2 separate regions of the Mus musculus genome follow, and region 2 is linked to region 1. A link is a loop called in an ENCODE intact Hi-C map of the cell type or tissue named here. Cell type or tissue: gastrocnemius. All regions are shown on one strand.

Region 1 (4,000 bases):
AAATATCTGAGAAGCCATTGTGTCAAGTTGTGAAAGTAAAGGCTGGATGGCAATGGGGACCCCAAGATGTTAGAGGTGCCAGAGCTGTGGCGTATCTGCCAAGGAGAGCTGTGGACAGGGATTGGAGACAGCCCAAGAGAGAGAGAGAGAAGTGTGCTGCAGTCAGCGAAGTCAGAAGAGTGGAGCCATCGAAGCCCTTTGGCATGAAGCTACTGCTGGCTTTCAGTCTTGCTCTGGCCCACCATTTCCTTACTCTACCCCCAATTTCTCCCTTTTGGAACGGTAACGGGTATGTTGAAAGTATGTAACCACTCTTTGATTTTTACAGGCGGTTACTTACAATGAAAGGATTGCTTTGAGTCTCAAAAGACACTTTGAACACTGGACTACTTAAAGAGTGTTGGGAATGTGAAAGACTCTGGGGACTAAGTTGGACTAAATGTATTATGCATTATGACATGGCTGATAGCCAATGGTATCCAAGGAGTGGCATGTATGGCTTAAATGAGAATGCCCATACATTTGAATACTTGGTCCCCAGTTGGTGAAACTATCTGGAAAGGACTAGGAGGTGTGACCTCGTGAAAAGATGTCATTGGTTGGGCTTTGAAATATCAAAAGCCCATGCCATCCATTTGCTCTCTCTCTCTCTCTCTCTCTCTCTCTCTTAGGACAAGATGTGAACTCTCATCTGTTCCTGCCATCACCATGCCTTCGCTCTGCTATCATGGACTCTAACCCTCTGAAATCAGAAGTCTAAGTAAATGTTTTCCTTTCTAAGTTATTGTGATGATGTTTGTTTTGTTTTGTTTTTATTGTGATGATGTTTGTTTTGTTTTGTTTTTATCGCAAAGAGGAAAGGAACTAAGAGCCTCCTGAAATGAAAATAGTGCTTGTGGAAGTGTTCGGCTTACTCAGCACCAAGTAAAGTGGGAAATCACCATGTAAATTCTGCTTTGATGGCAGCCAGCCAAGCTAAAGATTCCGGAGGCCTGGGACCCCTGGGCTCCTCACCATCCCTCCCTGAAACTCTTTAATAGCTTCTTCTGCACGTGTGCTGATGGAAATGTTAGGGATTTGTTGCTTTTGAATATTTATTTTGTTATTTCTATTTCTGCATGGATGTATGCATGTCTATGTGCAGACATGCACAAATCAGCACAGTTGTTCCCAGAGTCCAGAAATGGCGATTAGATCCCTCAGAGTTAGAGGAACAGGTGGCTATGAATTACCCAACATATATGCTGAGAACTGAATTCAGGTCTCCCAAAATAACAGGAAACACTCTTTAAAAAGGGGAGGGGGCTCACTTATTTATTTTATGTATGTAAGTACACTGTCACTGTCTTCAGACACACCAGAAGAGGGCATAGGATCCCATTACAGATGGTTGTGAGCCACCATGTGGTTGCTGGGAATTGAACTCATGACCTCTAGAAGAGCAATCAATGCTCTTAACCGCTGAGCCATTTCTCCAGTCCTAGAATGTGTTGCTTTTAATCTACCATAAGTGAGAAGTTCAGGGTTGTGAAATCAGAGCCAAATGAATGGATGAGGGCCTGAGGAGCCATTTTTAGTACTGGTCACAGATCTCAGGGGATAGTCTCTGAGCATGTATTTCGAGTGTTTAAGGCTCCATACTTGCTATCGCTAGTCTTAAGAATGTTCTAGATGGTTCAGATAGATTCTAGAACATCTTCAAAAAAGCCGGGTATCACTCTAGACTTGGCTCTATCAGGAAGACTACATTTATCTCACTTTCTTTTGAAAGGTGCCATGACTCTGCTTTGTGGGGCTCTTCGTGCCACTCTCTCCTGGAGGTAGGATAGAGGGGAGGGACCATCCATCCCTGGGCGATGGGAGGGCTTTCTGCTGGCTTCCAGTTGCCCACAGTGACTAAGAATGATGCGTGAAAATAGCAGCTGAAAATGTCACCGCCCACCTCCCAAACTTTCCAAGAAAGAAAAACATTGGCCTGGGTGGCAATTGGAGCCTGTGAGCAAAATGAAGCAGCCGTGGTTTGTCTGTGGCTGGAGATGAGGCTTCCGTCGACAGTGATGTGGCTCGGGACCTTGCTTGCTCGTCCACTGTTGTGTGACACTATCCTCAGGAGACAAAGTAAACAAATGTCTACTCCCAAAAGTACAGGCAGCAGCAAAGTCTAACTTGGTCAATCAATGAACTTTTTTGAGTGTTACTTGCGGGAGTATTAATAAGGAATTACCTACAGGCACAGAAATGACTCAAAGGCATTTTTTGACTGTGCCAAAACCCACCCCAGCATGGATGACAACTCACACAAAGATGGAAACACTGCACAGCCAGCAGGAGGCACAACAAGTTGGAGAGTCTGCAATTGGTCTGAGCCTCTTCCAGGCAGCTCAGCTGACTGAGCCGGCTCAGCAGTCCTTACTGCTTATATAAGCCTGGGGAAGACGGAACTCAGTGAATCAGGTCAGTTTCAGGGAATTCCTGAAGCTTTTGAGTTGTTTATTTTCTGAGCCTAGGGAGCTTCCGTGCAGGATGTATTTCACCTCCCCTTAGAACAGCAATTCTCAACCTGTGGGCCTCAAGTCCTTGCAGTGACATATCAGCTATCCTGCTTACCAGATATATACGTTATGGTTAATAACAGTAGCGAAATTACAGTTATGAAGTAGCAACAAAATTAATTTATGGTTGAGGGTCACCACGACATGAGGAACTGTATTAAAGGGTTGCAACATCAGGAAGGTTGAGAACCATCGGGATAGACTTCAAAGATACCATGAGTACAGAAGGGTGGACCAAGGGGACACTGAAGAGGAGGATAGATTATGAGGACACTGTACAGACAGGAAGATGGTTCAAACGTTTAATGCCAGCACTCTGGGAGACAGAGGCAGGCAGATCTCTGAGTTCCAGGCCAGCAGGTCTAAATAGGGAATTCTAGGCTAGCCAGGACTCCATTGTGACACCTTGTGTAAACAAAGAAACACCACTTGATCCCAGATGCCCACAGGACCCAACAGAGGCAGCAATCCTCATGTGTCCTTCTCTTGAGGATATTGTTGGGGTCCAGGAGTCACCCCACAAACCATGTGAACACTGATCTCAATCAGATAAGGATGGTTTATTAAACACACACCTTGTAATCGACCAGGGCAACAGCTCAGTCTCAAGAGCTCAAAGCTGTGCACTGGACATTTTTCAGGCCATCTTATAAAGGTCAAAACTGCAAAAATCACAATGAGCTCATACACAGGTGCTGAAAGTGCTGCCCAGTGGTCAGCCCTCACGCAAGCCATTTTAGACATAATAGTTCATATTTGACCTTTAATTTGATGAGTCCTACATGAAGCTTATAGTTGTGGAATTTCTTAAGATTAACAAACCTCATAACATACAGAACATAACTGGCTATGCGGCCAGCATGACCGTGTTCTGAGTCAAGTTATTTTCCTGCATCAATGACTGGCAGGCAAATTACAGCAATGATGTGAAATAGCTGTTAGGCATGGAACAAGGTGGCTACAGATATGCTAGTAGGGCAGGCCTCAACAGATATAGCCTGTATAGGCAGTACATCTGCTCAAGAAACTTCTAGGATGTCTGCCATACTCATAGCCAGAGGAGCCTATCCCAGGATCTCCTCTTGCCCCCTTCTCTATCCCCTTCTCTGCCTTAGTCACCCCAAAGCTCCTCTTTAGTCCCCTAGAACCTGACTTAAGCCAATTCAAACCATGAATGAGATCGGTCTGAGGGAGAAGACCGCCCCTGACCTCAAGGATCTCTCTTCTCTAGGGCACAGACGATAGGGTCTGAGGGAAAGTTCGCAGGAGGCATCTAGAACTCACAAGCTGGCATTGCTGTGAACCCTGAATGGTACCCATCCTCTGAGGGCACGGGGTACCCATTCACTGAAGACACCATCATGACTTAAACGGCAATTTCATAATCTGTCCTTAAAGGCCCTACGGCAGCAGGAAGCCTCTGGCCTGCCTCTGCCAGGCACCAGTGA
Region 2 (4,000 bases), 60 kb before region 1:
GCTTGGGGGCTTGGGCAGGAATGACCCAGAGGAAGGGGTGGAGCTTGGAACCTCTATGGAAGGATCTTGGAGTTAGTTTCCCCCTCCCTGTTCCCAGAACCCACAGCAACATGTGACAATGATGACTGGGGCTGAGTGACAGCCCTGGAGCCTAGAAAATGACATAGATGGTAGGGGCTGCTCCTTCCTATGTTCCTGGAACTATCATTGCTTGGGCCTCAGGGCCCAGCATCCATGCTAGGGCCTCTGGTCTTTGCATCAGGCTCTGAACATAGCCAAGTCTGTGTCCTTACAACACGTCCCAGAATGAGGATGTATGCTAGGCCCCACACATAATAGCCACTCAGAAGAACCAGTGTCCAACTGCAACCGTGGACACACCTCTCAAAGACCACGTCATCTCCATCCAATTAGATACTCTTGCTAGTACCATGGGAAGGCCTGTTATGTGAACCTGTCTGGAGAGGACCCGGGTGTCAGGAAATGCAGGGCCTACCTTTAAGCAGCTTGTGGTAGGTACCTCCAGGGTCACTGGTCCTTGGGTGTAACTATCTGGATGGAGACATTCACCTACATTTACTAGGTTGCATGTCTAGCCCAGTGCCTCTCACTGTATGTAACTTGTACCTCATTTTTAAAGCGCTGGCCCTTTCTTTGGAGAGGGGGTGAGACTCACCTTATAGCATCCCACATCCTGGTGCCCGAGGCTCACCACTCTGCTCTGCCCGAGGCTGTGCCTGAATAGTCCGGAAGGCTGGGAGGCTCTAGGCTAGTGATTCTTAACCTTCTGAATGCTGCAACCCTTTAATACAGTTCCTCGTGTTGTGGTGACCCCCCAACCATAAAATTATTTTTGTTGTTACTTCATAGCTGTACTTTTGCTACTGTTATGAATAATAATGTAAATATCTGTGTTTTCTGATGGTCTTAGGTGACCCCTATAAAAGGATTGTTCAACCCCACAGGGGTTACTGCCCACAAGTTGAGAACTGCTACTCTAAGCTAATCTCTGGTCTCTGTTAGGAATGTCCTTACAGGACTCGACTCATTTCCGCTGTGCTCACAGCCACAGAGCCTCAGGCAGCATGCTCCAGGTGACCCTTCATTGCCCATCATAGGAGGGCTTTGAGAGCACATTAACTATAAAGCTGGGCCCCCTAACTCTGCCAGCAGGGCATGGGCTGCCAGGTGCCTAGTTTGTCTTCAGTCGGGGATATGGAGGGATTCCTGATAAAGGTAGTAGGAAGGTGGCACAGGGTGACCGGAAGTCCCGCACTGCCTCCCGAGGGTCCCAGTGGCCCTGTGTGGCAGGTGACTTATGGGAGGGATGATCCTGAGTCCCATCTGTGTCTTGTTTCTCTGTAAGTGATGGCTCCTCCCTGACCACAGCTCTCTTGCCCCTCTGGTGTGGGATACTGGGCAGCCAATGTGTTCATGAGGCTAGAGAATCAAGGGCACAGGTCCTCCAGCAGGTACCTGGTGAGCCCGGTGCAGGGGCAAGGACTTGCTCCACACTCTGGAAGGACAGGTCACAGTGACAAGCAGTTAAGCTACCTGAGAGTGCTCCTTAAGGACTTCCAGGGATGACAGAGGGACTCCAGGCCCGGCAGGATAGAACTTGTCTCCAACCCCAGCCATCTGAGAGGCTGAGGCGTGAGTGTGAAGGAATTCAAGGAGAACTCAAGGCCAGCCCAGGCTTAATAATGAGATCCTGATTCAAAAACAAACAAACAAACAAACAAACAAACAAACAAAAGTGGGAGTGGGGAGAATAAAAAGGAAGGAGGGAGAAAGAGGAGGAGAGGTTGGAAGAGGGAAGGAGGTAGGGGATTGTGTGTATGATCAAAAGATCCAATTTAGACTACAAAGAGACAGAAACTTCGTAGCAGAGGCAGAGCCCAGAGGTGCTGGGTGTTGGGGTCAGAAAGAGCTCTCTGCCAGAGTACTGTCTTTTTAAGAATGGCTAGATTGGAGGATGTACCCAGAGCACTCTGGGTACAGGCACATCAGGACGGGAGACCCTACAGTCAGAGCTTGATGGTCCAAGGCCCATGTGCCAAAGTTTCAGTCTCCTTGGCATCTTTTCTACAGAGCCGCCAGAGCCCCCACATCTCCTGGCTCACCCTCACTGCCACTCAGACTATGGATGTCAGAGCACTTCAAGCCCAGTGGCTCACTAGACCACCCTGGGAGAGGGGGGCGTCCCTGCCTTCAGTGAGGCCTGCCAGGAGCACAGAATGGGTGTGGGGTTGGCCTGCTCAGCTCAAGAGGTAATTTATATACTCATACCTGCACTACACATAAACACCCCTTCTGAGGGAGTGAAATCTTACCATGGGGATACTCCAGTCGCTTGTCCTGAATGCCACTCCGGTCAGTAGCCATAGGCATGTGGCTCAGAGGCCTGCCACTATGGTTGTGGGAGCTGGCACTAGTCCCTCAGACTTCCCATGTCTAGGATTCCCTAGGGACCATTGTGTCGTCAGGGTGTCTCCTCACAGTGTCTGATACACACCTGGCACTAGAAGGACCTAAAAACCTGAGCTGTCACCTGAGAGAAGCTGTAGGACATCATGGCTCAGGCAACCTTGGATGAAGCCATTTAACCTCCAAAGCCCTTGTTTTCCCATCCAGAAAATGGGGTTGTGCTGGTTTTCGAAGGGGAGTTTGTGAGATGGGATGAGGCAGGTGTCAGCTGAGGACAAGGTGGCCCTGACTGGCTTTATCCCTTTGAGGGCAGGAAGCCCAGGCCTCGTGCAAGCTGGACTGAGCAGCCACGTGTGTGCCGAGACGTTATATCGCCAGTTGGCACGGCTGCCCTCAGGGGACACAACACCCCATTGTCTCTATGAAGCCTCGTGAGAAGGTTGGCATTTCTAATTAGCAATGTGTTGAAAGTGAACTTCTTCAAATCCTGAGTTGTCTGGACTGAAAGAGAAAAGAGAGCCAGGCTCAGTATCTGCAGCGGGAGACACGCATATCACATGACCTCCGTCTCTAGTGAAATAATAGTAGCACTCCCTCTGAGAGCTATGGGGTGAGGCTGCAGACCCCTTGTGCTGTCCCTGGGGAAGCCTCCCAGCTTGCTGCCTGCAGAGCCTGGAGGAGGTGGCACTGGGAAGTTGCACCAGCCAGTCCGGTTTATAAGGCACTTCTCTGCTGGGGTCCGACTGGAAACAATATCATTCCGTATCTGTCACCCTTCTGAGGCTCTGATTGCCTCCTGACCTCTTGCTCTGAGTCCTCTCCATGTGATACCCCACCTGAATGTCCTCACCTGCCAGCACCTGGCACCTGCTGGCACTTGGTCTGTGCACCAGGTATAAGACACACGCTGTCTCAAAGGCGGTAAGGGAAAAAAAGCAAAAATCTCATTACTATTTTAAAACATTAATTATACGTTGGAAATGATAGTATTCGGGATATGCTGGTTACGTATCATTACAGTCAGTTGTCCCGGTTCTTTTTACGCCTCTCGGGGACTGATGAGGCAGTGCACAGGGGTTTTCTGAGGTAATGGGAATATTCCCTACCTCGTCTCCACAGGGGTGTGAGTTACCTGCAAGCCTGCGACTGTCAAAACTCATCAGATGGTACAATTAAGATCTGTGAATTTCAATGTATGTAAATTATATATCAAAGAAGAAATCACACATTAAAAAAAGTCGAGCGCCAGTTACGGCTCCCTTTTAGACAGGCAGAGCCCTGGGGGCAGCTGGGGGAGCACCCATGGGGTGAGCTCTATTCTATGGGGCAACCCCAACACTGGAATGGACTAGCCAGTCCTGACTATGTCTACTGCACCTGGGAGAGGACCCAGGATGAAGACATGGAGCAGGAAGAGGGTAAGGAGTTCTTGGTAGCATAGGGTAAGTGTTGGAGTTCACAGAGGTTATGCTGCTGTGCACACTCCAGCCTCGTTGATCACCAGTGCAGCCTGCAGGATGGTGCTTACACAGGAAACCATTGAGAAGGGGAGCTCAGACCAGGACAGGGAGGA

Evidence for each region. Hi-C counts contacts between places; a loop is a spot of excess contacts. Peaks named below come from ENCODE experiments on the same cell type or tissue, not always from the same donor. Only the 100,000 strongest peaks of a DNase experiment are listed, where the experiment ranks them.
Region 2: it touches region 1 in a loop (1.9-fold over the local background); 2 of 42 quality-filtered maps call a loop at or near these places.

What each region holds. Positions count from the first base shown.
Region 1 is chr15:84,875,313-84,879,312 of GRCm38, forward strand. No RefSeq gene overlaps it. Among named protein-coding and RNA genes, the nearest start is that of Gm46528, 19 kb to the right of the region's middle. In gastrocnemius, no CTCF peak of the experiment used is centred here; no DNase peak of the experiment used is centred here.
Region 2 is chr15:84,815,685-84,819,684 of GRCm38, forward strand. The region is part of intron 2 of Phf21b (PHD finger protein 21B); the gene reads right to left. Among named protein-coding and RNA genes, the nearest start is that of Gm52202, 27 kb to the left of the region's middle. In gastrocnemius, no CTCF peak of the experiment used is centred here; DNase peaks (open chromatin) are centred at 2,110 and 2,791.